Regions from separate parts of the Mus musculus genome. Here region 2 is linked to region 1. A link is a contact called in ENCODE POLR2A ChIA-PET data. All regions are on one chromosome and are shown on one strand. Each heading gives the region's core, a stretch centred on a gene start or an enhancer-like site at or near the end of the contact. The rest is flanking DNA. Distances are from core to core; before and after follow the strand shown.

Region 1 (6,981 bases), core at 1,144-3,643:
AATCCAGCAAAAATGGTATGGGTACTATTTTGCATGTGAGCCTCAAGTTTTCCAGGAAATGCTAGTACTGGCTGGAAGGGGCAAGAAATGGCCACTGAGTCCCTCAGTACACCTGTATACTCACTTTACTTACCCACCCACCCAGATAGACTTACAATGGCTGATTTCTGAGATGTGGTCGTCTCTATAGCCCTGGGTATTCTCGGAGTTGCTTTATAAACAAGGCTGGCCTTAGTCACCTGCTTCAGCCTACCAGAATGCTGAGATTACAAATATAAAGGACATGCATTTGGTAAACACTAGACTTTGTTGACATTTTCTAAGGTCAGCAATTCACACTGAAATTCTACTGCAGCAGCACAAAGTCCCAGCTGACACCCACCAGAATGTTTCCTTCAGGAGTATCACTGTTTCACACATCAGAGCATCTGATAACTGAAGACTTCACTCTGAAACCGGGTATTGAACCTCCCATTTCCTTCTTATAAGGAGGCTTGTCAACTGAAGGGTGGGGGCCTTATCTGGGTCAGTGGACTAAGACCTGGTGAGACAGCCTCAAGCTCAGGATATCTGACAGTGTCAGCAGCTAAGAACCCTGAAGTCATTTACCCTCACTCCTGTTTCCACAGGAATCAACTGAATGTCCTGCACAAGCCGCTCTCACTCCTGTTGGTACCCAGATGGCCCTGAACAGCTTCTATCCCCAACAACCCTCACTCCAGATGAACAAGTTCTAATAGCTTTGATAGCACAACTAAAGACAGCGCAGAGCCACAGCTCAATGAGCACAAAACATTTTGGAGGCCTAATGGAAGTCAGTGGACTCTTTATTGCTTCGGGCGTGTGGGGCTCAGGAGCTCTTGGTGGGGCGGGTCCGTTTCCTCTTCACCACCACAGGCTTCTGGCTTCGAAGGATGGCACTGGCCCTGCGGATGGCCGCCTGAGGACAGGACAAGGAACTTAGCTCACAAACTCAAAAGACACTCCCATTTACTGCTGCTTGTTTCCTAGGACTCCGGGGAGGCAGGGTGTGTGTGTGTGTGTGTGTGTGTGTGAGTGATCAAAAGTCCCGAGTCTAGCTCCAGCTAGGCAGAGCCAAGCACCCAGGCCTGCATGCAGCCCCTCAGGTTTAGTACCAGCTGCCCCCCTGCCTTAAGTACCCATCCATTACTCACCATACGCAGATCAGGGCGGTACTTGTTCTTTCGGATCATGTGTCTGATGCTGCTGAGGGTAGCCCGAGCATTCTTGTTGATGGTGGTCCTCACATAAGAAGTGGCAGGTTTTCGCTGACCTGGTAAGGAAAGCCTAGGAATCAGTCCATCTGCATGAGCCCTTCAGAGCATCTGCCTGATGGAACACAGAGCCTCTCTGAAGACCATGCTCACCCCATCTTCCCTCCAGCCCATTCAGTACATCCCTTAGGTGACTGTCACAGGTAAGTCTTAAAGCCCGGGAAAATCCCATCCCTCTTTAGGAACCTCCCAGATACAGGAGGGACATAGCGCATGCACTTAATCCAAGCACTCAGGAAGCAGAGGCAGGTGGATCTCTGAGTTCTAGACCAACCTGATGTAGAGTTCCAGGACATTGAGGTCTACATAGAGAAACTGTACTTAAGTTTCTCTCTACACTTCTTAATTTAAAGATCACCTTACACAGCCGGGAAGTCAGAGGAAGGGCAGTTCTGGACCCTGGAAAAAGGGAGCGCTATCGTGTGCAAAGGCTCACCGGATCTGCGTTTCATAACTACCACGACCCCTTTGCCATCGGCGGCCGGCTCCACTCCGACGGTCTTGCGGTGAATTAGCCCGTTGTAGCGGAAGGAGTTTCGGGCTTTCAGATTATTTGGCTCCTGGGGAATAGGTGTACACGATGTTAAGTTAAGGCCCGGAGGCTCCGATACGCAAAAGAGCCACAGTGCCCCTCACACGCGGGCCCGACTCACCGTGCTGTACGTCTGCTTATTCCTCTTGATCAAGAAACTGGAGCAGTTCCGGACGACCATCCACTGCAGATGCGCGGACATGGCGGCGGCTGGGGAGAAGCCGGGGGGGGGGGGGGTGTGAAAGATGTCAGAAAGAAGCAGGCCGTGGACAGGCGGCTGGGTAAGCGGCAGCACCGTTGGGAAAAAGCGAGCAAGAGCTTTACACGGCCGAGGAAAGGGTGAGCAAAGGAGGCAGGCCGAGCTAACACCGCGGAGACTTAGAAGGGGGAAGGGACGCTGAGGCCCCACTTCCGGTGGGGAATGAGGGCAGCGAATGGTGCTTGGGTACAAGGAGAGAAAGCCCAGGCAGGAGACCGAGGCCGTGGGAGCGAGATGGCGGCCACGCGGGACGGACAGAGGCCTCACACTCACCTCCTCTCCCTATGGCGGCCGGAGACGGAAAGAGAGACACGAGAGGCGGGACGACACCTTTAAAATGGCAACGCATTTCCGCTTCCTCCCGTGGCGCGCCTGAACTCGGCTACCCAGCTTCCTCTGGGCCTTGGGTTCCGCCTCCGAGTCTTTTTGACTCGGGAACCTTCGGAGCTCTTCGTCTGAAGGTCCCGGCGAGTTCTCGCGGTGCGTACCGTGATGAGGCGCCGGGGTGGGGTAGGAAGTTTTCGGAACTCGGTGACTCGGTTTTCGTGAGGATCCAAAAGCAGAGAGAGTTCCTAGAGCTATGTTCCCATCGCATCACCCTGATCTGTTCAGTCTGCACTTAGCGCATGGTGGGCACTAATACATATTTTGAAAAAAAAAAACGGTTTTGCGCCCTTGTCTAGTAGATTTCGAGGTGGGATCCTCCAGCCTCAGCCTGTGGATGCAAATATTGAGGATTCCAGATCTCACATTAAGTGGAGCTTAATTGATTTTAAGATTTATTTATTTTTCCCGGGCGTGGTGGCGCACGCCTTTGTTGGATACTCTGAAACTAAAGTTACAGATAGTGCCTACTGAGAATTGAACCACTGTTGTCTGGAAGAGCAGCCAGTGCTCTGAGCCGTCTCTCTCTCCAGTCCCAACTTATTTTTTTTTTTTTTTTTGTAATATGTATGAGGGCTTTCTTAATTTCTTAATTTCCTTTCTTTTTAAGCCTGGATATATATATGAATGCTATGTGCCTGCCTGGTGCCTGGATTCAATTAGACAGTTTTTGAGCCACCATGTGGGTGCTGGGAATAGAACCTGGGTCCTCTGGAAGAGCAGCCAAAACTCTTAACCACTAAGTCATCTCTGCAACTCCTTTTTGTTTTGTTTTTTTGTTTTGTTTTGTTTTGTTTTGTTTTTGTTTTTTTGAGACAGGGTTTCTCTGTGTAGCCCTGGCTCTCCCTGAACTCATTTTGTAGACCAGGCTGGCCTCCAACTCAGAAATCCTCCTGCCTCTGCCTCCCGAGCGCTGGGATTAAAGGCGTGCGCCATCACGCCTGGCTTCAGATTTATTAATTTTAATTATGATGTATGTGGGTGTTGTGTTAACATGTAAAATGCAAAGTCCAAAAGAAACCGTTGATCCTGAGAAACTAGAGTTTCAGGCAGCTGTGAGCTGCCTCATATGAGCTGGTAACCAAACCCAGGTGCTCTGCGAGAGCAGCAAGTGCTCTTAATCACTGAGTCCTCAAGACTTGTTGTTTAAATGGATGCATGAACTATTTTAAAGATTTGCTCTGGCGTGAAGTCTTCAGATGGCAGATGGTTCCATTACTCTTCTTGACCGTGTCCCACACAAACACCAGTGCCCAATGAACCATTTTCAGACCTCTCTAAAAATGTACTGCTGCAGTGTTAAATACCTATTCTTTCATGCCTGGTTCTGTCTATGCAGAAACATTCCATGTCTGTCCTCAGCAATACCTGGCCAATCCCGGCAGCTTTTCTTTATAAGTACACTGTAGCTGTCTTCAGACACGAGAAGAGGGCATGCGATCTCATTACAGATGGTTGTGAGCCACCATGTGGTTGCTGGGAACTGAACTCAGGACCTCTGAAAGAGCAATCAGTGCTCTTAACCGCTGAACCATCTCTCCAGCCCACCACAGTCATTCTTAATGTTTTATTAGCATTTAATCATGCATAAAGTAGGTTTACATAACATTTTTGTATGTGTATATAATGTTTTGGGCCATACTCACATACACTCCCACTGCAGCTAGTCTGTGTGTGTGTGTGTGTGTGTGTGTCCAAGTGTGTTTCCTTTATGCTATTCACAGGCTCACGGATGGTTTGTTTGCAGGCTACCAATGGCAGCATCACGGTGGAAAATGTGATTTTTCTCCTCCATCATCCTCAGTTTTCTCCAACTCTGAAACTAGATAGAGTCTTGGGAGAACTAGTTCTGTTCAGAACTGTCTCGAGGTTTCCCACCCCAGGGAGAATGAACTCATTTAAGGGGTAGATGTGTGGAAGATCAGGACTTCCCTATAATAGCTGTTGGGTCCTCCTAGTGTGGACCATGGCTTGGCCCAACCATTTGCCTGTGCCATGATGCCTCTCAGTTCCAGAGTGACCTGGCCATACCCATTAAATTCTCTCTAAGTTGGAGCTGGTGAGATGGCTCAGTGGGGAAGAACACTGACTGTTCTTCTGAAGGTCCTGAGTTCAAATTCCAAACAGCCACATGGTGGCTCACAATCATCCCTAACGGAATCTGATGCTTCTGATGTGTCTGTTTTGTTGTTGTTTTTTTTGTTTGTTTGTTTGGTTTTTTTTTTGTTTTTGTTTTTTTTTTTTTTTTTCGAGACAGGGTTTCTCTGTGTAGCCCTGGCTGTCCTGGAACTCACTCTGTAGACCAGGCTGGCCTCGAACTCAGAAATCCGCCTGCCTCTGCCTCCCGAGTGCTGGGATTAAAGGCGTGCGCCACCACGCCCGGCTTCTGATGTGTCTGAAGGCAGCTACAGTGTACTTACATATAACAATAAATATATCTTTAAAAAATAATAGCAAAAAGGCCACAGTTTTGGTTTGGTTTGACTTGAGTCAGGATCTCTCTGTGTGGCCCTGGCTGTCCTGGAACTCATTCTATAGACCAGGCTGGCCTCGAAATCAAGAGATCTGCCTCTCAAGTGCTGGGACTAAGGGCATGGGTCACCACTGTCAGGCTAAAGCTACAATTTCTATGCCATCTCCTCAGGGACACCTTTCCTGAGCACTTCGGGAATTGTGGCTAGGAACAGGAAGGCAGGTCTTGTCAGGCTAACATCTGAGCACTAACAGAGCCCTGAGCTCAGTATATTGTGTACACAAGGTGTCAGCTGGCACCTGGGAGATGGGTTCATTGTATTCCCAGGTTGGGTTAACAAGGCCCTACACTCACAAGAGATCTCAAAAGACAAGCATGGAGACAGCTTCAGGGCTCTGGCTGCTGATTCTGTGCTCCAGAGAATGTTGTTGTTGCTGTTGTTGGATTTTATGCTGTGCAGGGCATGAAATCAAGAACTTCGAGCATGGTAGGCAAGCACTCCACCAAGCGAGCTACATACCAACATGCCCGGTTTTTTGTTTCTGATCCCCATTTTGTTTCACTATGGACTTGGTGGTACAGGTAGCCCTCGGGAGACGGGCACTAAGTAGAAACACTATCTAGCTACATTATGCCACCCTGAAATTTGGCCCTAGTCATCTGGCACTGCTTAATGGACAGGGTCGTGCGCCGCTGATCCTCCCAGACCTTTGAGCTACACAAGAGACTCATTCGGGCCACCAGGTCCAGGCTGTGAGCTCAGGTGACCATGCAGGCACTGGGCACACCTGGCGCCGGGCCCTAACTCCGCCCCGGGAAGCCGCACCCCGGGACGCTGTCGGGGAGCAGGCGGCGGCGGGCCACCGAGGGCCATGGCGGCAGCGTCACCGGTGTGCGGCTCGCAGGCGTCCGCGGTCGGCGCCTCGTCCCCACCCGCGCCCGCACCGGCTCCAGCGGCCGGCTTGGGCCGCTGCCGCATGGCGCTGCTGCTGGCCGTGGCCTTGGACGTGGCGGGCATGGCGGCGCTGCTGACCGGCGTGTTCGCGCAGCTGCAGGTGCGCGGCCGCGACTTCGGGGACCTGCTCATCTACTCTGGGGCGCTGCTGGTGTTCTTGAGCCTGCTGGGCTGGATTCTCTGGTACACCGGCAACATCGAGATCTCGCGCCAGGAGCTGGAGCGTGACTACGGCCTACGACCCTCGGCGATTGCCCGCCTGGCGCGCAAGCTGTCCCGTCGCTGGTCGGCGCCCGCCACCGCCAGTCCCCGGACCACAGCCGGTCTCCGCTCAGCACGCAGAGCGAACCGCGCGCCCCAGCCCTCCTCCTCCGGCTCCCGCCGCGTGCGCCTGCAGCTCGCCACGCTTGAGGCGGGGTCCGTGGCGGCAGGCACGGGCAGCGAGTGAGCCCCAGGTGAGGACACCAGAAAGAATGAGATGTGGTGGGGAGACGGACATGTCGCTGGAAGGGGAAACTGCAGGAGAGTGAGTCAGAGATAGCAGAGACTCGGAAGGATGGGTGGGACAAAGTTGGGAGTCACAGCACGCCCTCCTCCTTTTGCTCCACGTGCACCAGGCCTCATGCCATCCTCCCTGTAGCCAGTTCTCTGAGCTCATTACTGTTACTGTACAAGAAGCTCCGAAAGTAGGTGACACTCTTGTCCGGACCACACAAATGTACAAATGAAAGAGTGCCATTCATCCAGACAGGCGGTCCTAATGTGAAGTCAGAGGCAAAGAAGAACCAGTGGGCACAGAGAGGGAAAGCACCCTTGTTCCTTTCCCTTTCTCTGATATTTAAGACAGGGCTTCACGGCTGTCCTGGAACTTGATATGTAGACCAGGCTGCCCTTGAACTGAGATCAGCTTGTGTCTGCCTCCGGAGTGCTGGAATTAAAGGCATGTGCCACCACTCTTGGCCCTTTATTAGTGTGTGTGTGTGCGTGCGTGTGCGTGTGCGCGCATTTGTGACACAATGTTTGTGTTGCATCTATTCTCTTTCCAGCATGTAGGCTTTGGAGATCAAACTCAGGTCAGCAGTT
Region 2 (7,402 bases), core at 3,771-6,270, 200 kb before region 1:
GGTAGCACAGGCTTGTAATGCCGGCCAACACTGGAGAAGCTGAGGCAAGAGGATCATTGTGAGTTCCAGGCAGGCCCAGGATACATAGCAAGACTCTGTTTTAAAAAAACAGACCAAACTCTAACCAACCAACAACACAACTCAAAAATCTGAAAGGAAGAAAAAAAATCATGCAATTTTCAAGTACAGAGACATCCCAGAGCTGGTCACCAAACCTGCCTTACTGTGGCCGAGGTTTACAGCTATTGTTGTAGAGGAGAAAAAGAAGCCCCTCCCTCTCTAAAGCTTTCATTACTATAGGGATGCTGGCAACTCCCAAGCCTCTCTTTGAGGCAGAGCTCTTGTTGGCCAACCTACAAGCTTGCCTGCCTTCTGTCTCTCTCCCCCATCTGATTTCTGTACCCCACTCCTAACCATTCTAGGGCCCAACGCCATAGTCCTCATTCTTCTGATAAAGTCCCAGGTTGTACTATTTCAGATCCTCTTGCCTCCACCTCCTGAGTGCTGGGTTTGGGTCACCAAGCTTGGTTTATGCTGGGACCAACCTGCAAGCTAGACAAGCACTCTACCAAACTGAGCTATATCATCAACCCCTCTCATCTCCTTTTCTTTGCCCACAAATGTATGGTGCTCCAAGCAGAGCAGTGAAACTTGCCTTCATGGAGTTTCTATAGTATCCAGAGGGAAATGGCCACCCCGAATAATTCACCAACAGTCTAAGGTTTGTTTGAGGTAAGTGCAATGTTGAAAAACAAGACTCAGGCTGACCAGATGGCTCAGCAGGTAGAGGTGCCTGCAGTCAAGCTTGGTGACCTGAGTTCAATTCTTGGAACTAATATGGTTAAAAGGGAGAACTGATTCCTAAGAACAGTCCTCAGACTTCCACACGCATGCCTTAGCACAGATGCACGCCCTGCCCTCAACACAAACATAATTAATACATAAGAGGTAACAAAAGTCTTTTCAAAGAAGAAAATTGGACAGTAGAGATGGCTGAGTAGTTAAGAGCTCTTACTGCACTAACATCTCCAGGGAGATCTGACACCCTCTTCTGGCCTCCTTGTGCACTGCACAAATGTGCCCACATGCCAACTCACACATAAATAAGATAAAATAAAAATAAAATAAAATATTTAAATAATAATAATAATAGTAATTATTTCATTTTTTAGATTTATTTTATGTATATGAGTACACTATAGCTGTCTTCAGACACACCAGAAGAGGGTATCAGATCCAATTACAGATGGTTGTGAGCCACCATGTGGTTGCTGGGATTTGAACTCTGGACCCCTGGAAGAGCAGCCAGTGCTCTTAACCGCTGAGCCATCTCTCCAGCCCCCTTATTTATTTATTCATTTATTCATTCGTTTGTTTGTTTGTTTGTTTATTATTAAGAAAGAAAACTGAGGACCATTTTAGCTAGCATGTACCAGACATACATCTCTGGAGGTGACAAAAGCAAGGAGATCCTTACAGATCCTGTCCAAAGGAAGGACGTTACAGACAAAGGAAGCAGGAGGAGGAAATAAGTGAGGAAATATTGGGCCTGGATGTGCTTCTGAAGCCCTGGCATTTTGGACATTGAGGAAGGAGGAGGACACGTTTGAGGTCAATTTGGGCTATATAGTTAGACTCTGTTCTCCATCGGCCCCTCTCCTCGCCAGAAAGGCAGTAGGCAAGGGGCAAGCAGAACTAGATAGGGTTTGAGGGATAAAGGGCTGGGGTTTTGTCTTCTTTTGCTGGTTTGTTTGTTTGTTTGTTTGTTTGTTTCTCTTCCTGAGCATGAAGAGAAATCGTGGGAAGTGTTCAGCTCAGAAATGAGGTGTGGCTGGGCCAACAAAACCTCTCAGAAATCAAGATACTTGCTGCCTTCATCTCTGGAATCCACAGGGTGGAAGGAGAGAACTGACTCCCACAGGTTGTTCTCGAATCCCTGTGGACACACACCAACGTTTTTGTTTGTCTGCTTTTATTTCATTTATTTAAGTGAGGAGCTGTAATAGATGGGTCTGGATTCTAGGCTGGAAAGTGAGAAGCCACTGAGTTGTGTCCCTCAAGTGCAGTAGGTAACCAGGCTGGGTCACAGTGGCCCAGCCACCTCTCACCTGGAGCAGAGCAGCCTTACAACCCTGGCCTACAGCTCGCCCCCGCATCCTGCCCTGCACCCCGCTCCGCATCCCGCCCCGCCCCGCCTCAGTGCAGGTTCCTCCGGAATGTTTCTAAACCCTATTCGGATCATATGACTCTGCTGCTTAAAACCTTCTCAATGGATCCTTAGTGCTCTCCGAGTAATTGCAGGCTCAGCTGGCCACAGTCCTTGCACAGGGTTGATGCTTCTCTCTGATAGTCTGGCCACCATGGATGCTCCAATCCATGATTGCAGATGACACCCCCAAGTAACAGCGCCCTTGTTCTGTTCTGTTTGAAATTCTTCCTGTTTACCCATTTCTCAATTTGTTACTTTCCTCCCTCCCCCTTTTTGCTGTTGTTTGCTCATTTGTTTATTTGAGACTAGGGCGTTCTTTATATCATTATAGTATGGAATTTTGCCCTGTCTCCACCTCCTAAGTGAGGGGATCGCAGGTGCACACAACTGTGCCTTGCCCCTCTTAAAAAAGAATTTATTTTTATCTTACATGTTTTTCCTGCCTGTATGTATGTGCACCCCACATATGCTTGACTCTGGGAGACAGAAGAGGTCCTCTTGGAACTGGAGTGTTATAAAGGAACTGTGAGCTGTTTTGTGGGTGCTGGGAACCCAATTCAGGTCCTCATCAAGAGCAGTTAGTGGTTTTAACTGCAGAGCCATCTTGTCGGTCTCCAAGCTGCAGATAGGAGCGCACACAGAGACTTAGCACGGGTGGTTTTGTGTTGTTCTCTTCCTTGTGCTCAGCTGGGGAGTCTCCACATTTCCACACAGTAAGCTTCTTTCTTCCTTTTTTTTTTTTTTTTTTCAGGGCATACAAGATTTCTCTGGGTCATGATTTTATTCCCCTGATCTCTTACTGAGCCATTCATAGTGATTTCCAAGACTGCCATAGTAGACTAGCCAGAGAGCTCAGTCAGTACAGCCACTTGTCCCCAAGGCTAATCACCTGAATTTGATCCTAGGACAGGACCCACATCGTGGAGAGAGAACTGACCTCTGACCTCCATATATGCACTGTGCTGTGTGTGCACCCGACATACATAAATAATAAATGTAACAGAATCTAACTTCAATTTATTTTTATTTTTTGGCAATATGCCCCTCTGCGTGTATGTGTTCAAAAGACAAAAGGTGTTGGAGCTGAAGTTATACAGGGGGTGGGGGCTTGCCTGGGTGCTGGAAACCAAATTCTGGCCCTCTTGAACAGCAATACTCTCAAGCACTGGACTGTCTCTTCAGCCCTACATTTGTATTTGTTTATTTAATGTGTATGTGTACATTTGTGTCTGTGTGTTTATGTATGTTTATATGTGTGTATATGTGTGTTGTATGTATGGGTGGGTGTGTTTGTACATATGTGAATGTATGTTTATGTATATGTGTGTGCAGACACACAGGTGGAGAAGTCAGAGGCCCACCCACAGGAATCGGTTTGGTGATCTCTTTCTACTCTGTGGGTCCTGGATAGCTCAGATCATCAGCCACGAGTCAGGCGCCTTTGCACTGAGCTATCTTGCCAGCCCACAATACCTATACTGAAATGTTTTTTTTTTTTTTTTTTTTTAAGATTTTATTTATTTACTTATTATATGTAAGTACACTGTAGCTGTCTTCAGACACTCCAGAAGAGGGCGTCAGATCTCGTTACGGATGGTTGTGAGCCACCATGTGGTTGCTGGGATTTGAACTTCCGACCTTCGGAAGAGCAGTCGGGTGCTCTTACCCACTGAGCCATCTCACCAGCCCCCTGAAATGTTTTTAAAAAGAAAAAGAAAGCAGCCGCAATGGACTGGCACAAGTATAATACTGCATGTTTCTGGTTTCTCAAGGGTAAATTCCTGGAATTACTAGCATATCAAAGCTTTCCAAACCTCTACTCACCCAGACACGTACAAAAGGAACAGTTTACCCAGCCTCTTGCCAACTATGTTTGGCATGAAGTTAACCCTAAAGAAAACAACACTGTAATGCAGGCAGATAACTGAAACGGCCCTTTTTCTCCATCATATATACTTTGAGATGTGGCCCATGTAGCAGGCTGAAACATTAAAGCTCCAAGTTCCAGAAACGTAGTTGCCAAGGAAGACTAGAGGAATGGCATTCACTCCCATTGAAAGCCAGCTCACTGTCTCTTCCATCCCCTTCATTCCACAGCACTTTGCCCAAAACAAGAGCTTCCCTCGTCACACCGTCTGTGACTGACTCTTGTTTGTCCCTTTTCATCATAGTATGAATTTTGCCTTTATCGATCCAGCACCAAGGACAGAGCCAGCCCACAGTAGGTGTTCTGATAAAACTGGTCGGGTTGTGATCCTGGGGCTTACCATAAAGGGAGAAACTGAGGCTCGGAGAAGAGAGAATTGCTTGCCCAGGCAACCAAGGGACAGTGAGAGTCAGGCTCGATCATAGAGGTGCACTCCTTGTATCATTGATGTTCACTCTCAAGCCTGTATCACTCACTGCTTCGTTCATCTCCATCTCTGCCTTCTTCAGACCCAGCAGCCAGCACAGTGCCTGGCACCGGCAGGGCTTGATAAATGCCTGTTTGTTGAAAGAATGAATGAATATGTGTTATCTGCTGGGAAATGGAGGAGGGGTGGAAAGCTGGATCCAGATTCCCAGGCTTGCAGCCTCCTCCTCCTCTGAGGGTCCAAAGGACAGGCCTTCAGCCCCTTCCCCTCCCGGGATCCAGGAGCCGCAGCTCCCTCCTCTGCTCCCGCCCCCCCCCCCCCCGCACCCCCACCAGGTCCCTGGCCCTCCGCTTCCGGCTTCTCAGCCAGTCTTTCCTCTTCTGGCCTCCGACCAAGCACCGGGTTTCCGGGGGGAAGGCTTAGGCTGTAACACCGAGCCCAGCCTCCTTCTCCACCCCCACCCCTCCCACTACGCTCAACCCCCTCCCTCTCCGCCACCACTGTCCGCGATCGCCCGGCCGCAGGGAAGGAAGAAAGGAGCGCAGGAGGTGGAGGTAAGACCGGCTCCCTGAGACTGGGGCGAGCCCCAGGCCCTGCGCAGAGCAATCTGCAAGGCCTCGACCCGCTGCCTTAGTTCTGCAGATCACACCTACCCGGAACAGATAGACCCCCTCTTGGACCTAGATCCCCCGACAGCCGGCAGGTTCCACGCCCTCCCCCGACACCACGCCCGGCCAGGGGTCTGGCCACAGCTTTCTCGCTGAGGATTTTCTGCAGCCCAGCTCCCAGTCCACTCCTCCCCCTTGTCTTGTGAGTCAGGGCCCCTTACCCAGCTTCTTCCTTCACCCGGACTCAGAGGCTGCGTCTACCTGCAAGAGTCTAGTTCGCCTATCTGGTTCTATCTGAGACCCAGGAGTCCTACCTTTCAGTCTTCTTGCCTGAGACCCAGGGATCCAGAAATCAGCCCTTCTTTAAACCCAGGAGTCCAGGTCCTCCCTCAGACCCAGGAGTGCAGACCCCGACCTTCTTCAGACCCAGGAGCCCAGACCCCAGCCCTCCTCCTTCCGATCCAGGAATCCAGACCCCATTCCTCCTCCCTCAGACCCAGGAATCCAGACCCCAGCTCTCCTCTCACAGACCCAGGGGCTTAAGCCCGGCTACCCACTGGTCCCTCCCAGCCCCTGACTTATGGACTTTTTATTTCCAGGGCCTCTTGACTTTGAATCCCACCCTACTTGGGCCCCAAGGGTGGACTGGTTCCCAGCCCCTCCAGGAATGTTCAAGCCCCAGGGCACTAGAGCAAAATCAATTGGCTGACTTTGTCTCCCTGTGTCTCCTCTGTATGTGTCTTGTTCTGTCTTCCTGACCGTTCCCACCTCTGATATCTATGTTTTCTTTCTCTCTATCTCTCTCCTTTGTGTTTCTCCTGAACTTGGCCCCCCTTTCCTACGTCTCCACAACTCTCTCCTCTCCTTTCCTGTGTCTATCCCCTTCTGCCTCCTCACCACCTTCCTCTCCCGACTTTCATCTGTATCCTCTTCTGAACTGTGGATCTACCTGCCCTGTACCTCTGCTCTCCTCTTCACCTCACCCCACATCTTTCATCTCTTCTCCCCACCCCTGCCTCTTCCCCTTTTCCCCACAGGCATGGATCCACAGCCCCCTCCACCCGCCCAGGGCAGCCCACCTCACCGTGACCGTGGCCGAGGCCGAGGCCGTGGCCGTGGCCGTGGCCGAGGCCGTGGTCGTGGCAGAGGGGGTGCTGGAGCCCCTAGGGCGCCTCTGCCCTGCCCAACCTGTGGTCGCCTCTTCCGCTTCCCTTACTACCTGTCTCGACACCGGCTGAGCCACTCGGGTCTCCGGCCCCATGCCTGCCCTCTGTGCCCCAAAGCTTTCCGCAGGCCTGCCCACCTTTCCCGCCACCTTCGTGGCCACGGGCCCCAGCCCCCGCTGCGCTGCGCTGCCTGCCCACGCACCTTCCCGGAGCCAGCCCAGCTCAGGCGCCACCTGGCCCAAGAGCACGCAGGTAGCGAGGTGGATCTGTCCACGCAGAGGGCAGTGAAGGAGGAGCCTGAGGCCAGTTGGGGTCCGCAGGACGAGGGAGTGGAACAGCCCGCCACGGTGGTGGTGGCCGGGGCTGAGGAGGAGGCGACCACACAGTGGCCCGCAGGGGACTCGGCTCCTGCGGCTGTCCCCACGAGTACGGATCCTCGGGAATCAGAGGCCAAGGAGGCCGAGGCCGGGGCAGCGGAGCTAAGGGCAGAGTTGGCACTGGCCGCGGGGCGACAGGAGGAGAAACAGGTCCTTCTCCAGGCCGACTGGACGCTGCTGTGTCTCCGCTGTCGCGAAGCCTTCGCCACCAAGGGGGAGCTCAAAGCCCACCCGTGTCTGCGCCCCGAGGGCGAACAGGAGGGCGAAGGAGGACCCCCGCCCCGCCCCAAGCGACACCAGTGTTCCATCTGCCTCAAGGCTTTCGCCAGGCCCTGGTCCCTATCGCGTCACCGGCTAGTCCACTCCACCGATCGACCTTTTGTGTGTCCAGACTGCGGCCTGGCCTTCCGCTTGGCCTCCTACCTCCGCCAGCACCGCCGCGTCCATGGTCCACTCAGCCTGCTGGCCCCGTTACCCGGGGCCGGCAAGAAGGATGACAAGGCCTCGGGCGGACGGAACTCAGGGAAAGGGCCCGAGGGGGGCGAAGGGGCAGAATGTGGGGGTGCATCGGAAGGGGGTGAAGGCGGGCATAATGGAGGAGATGCCACCCCAGCCCGGCCTCCGGCGGGGGAGCCACGTTTCTGGTGTCCTGAGTGTGGCAAAGGTTTCCGACGCCGGGCACACCTAC

Evidence for each region. ChIA-PET counts read pairs that join two places held with the same protein, here RNA polymerase II (POLR2A).
Region 2: POLR2A ChIA-PET joins it to region 1 with 10 read pairs in Patski. The contact joins the promoter of Zfp579 here to the promoter of Rpl28 in region 1. POLR2A ChIA-PET finds 5 or more read pairs at or near these places in 2 of 5 experiments (Patski and embryonic stem cell).

Annotation. Positions count from the first base shown.
Region 1 is chr7:4,788,377-4,795,357 of GRCm38, reverse strand. Rpl28 (ribosomal protein L28) reads right to left here and starts at 2,393. Exons shown (of 5, transcript NM_009081.2): 1 at 2,360-2,393; 2 at 1,949-2,037; 3 at 1,732-1,855; 4 at 1,176-1,294; 5 at 811-940. The coding sequence starts at 2,029. The coding sequence ends at 851. Tmem238 (transmembrane protein 238) reads left to right here and starts at 5,798. Exons shown (of 2, transcript NM_029384.1): 1 at 5,798-6,353. The coding sequence starts at 5,816. The coding sequence ends at 6,346.
Region 2 is chr7:4,993,719-5,001,120 of GRCm38, reverse strand. Zfp579 (zinc finger protein 579) reads left to right here and starts at 5,020. Exons shown (of 2, transcript NM_026741.2): 1 at 5,020-5,117; 2 at 6,209-7,402. The coding sequence starts at 6,211.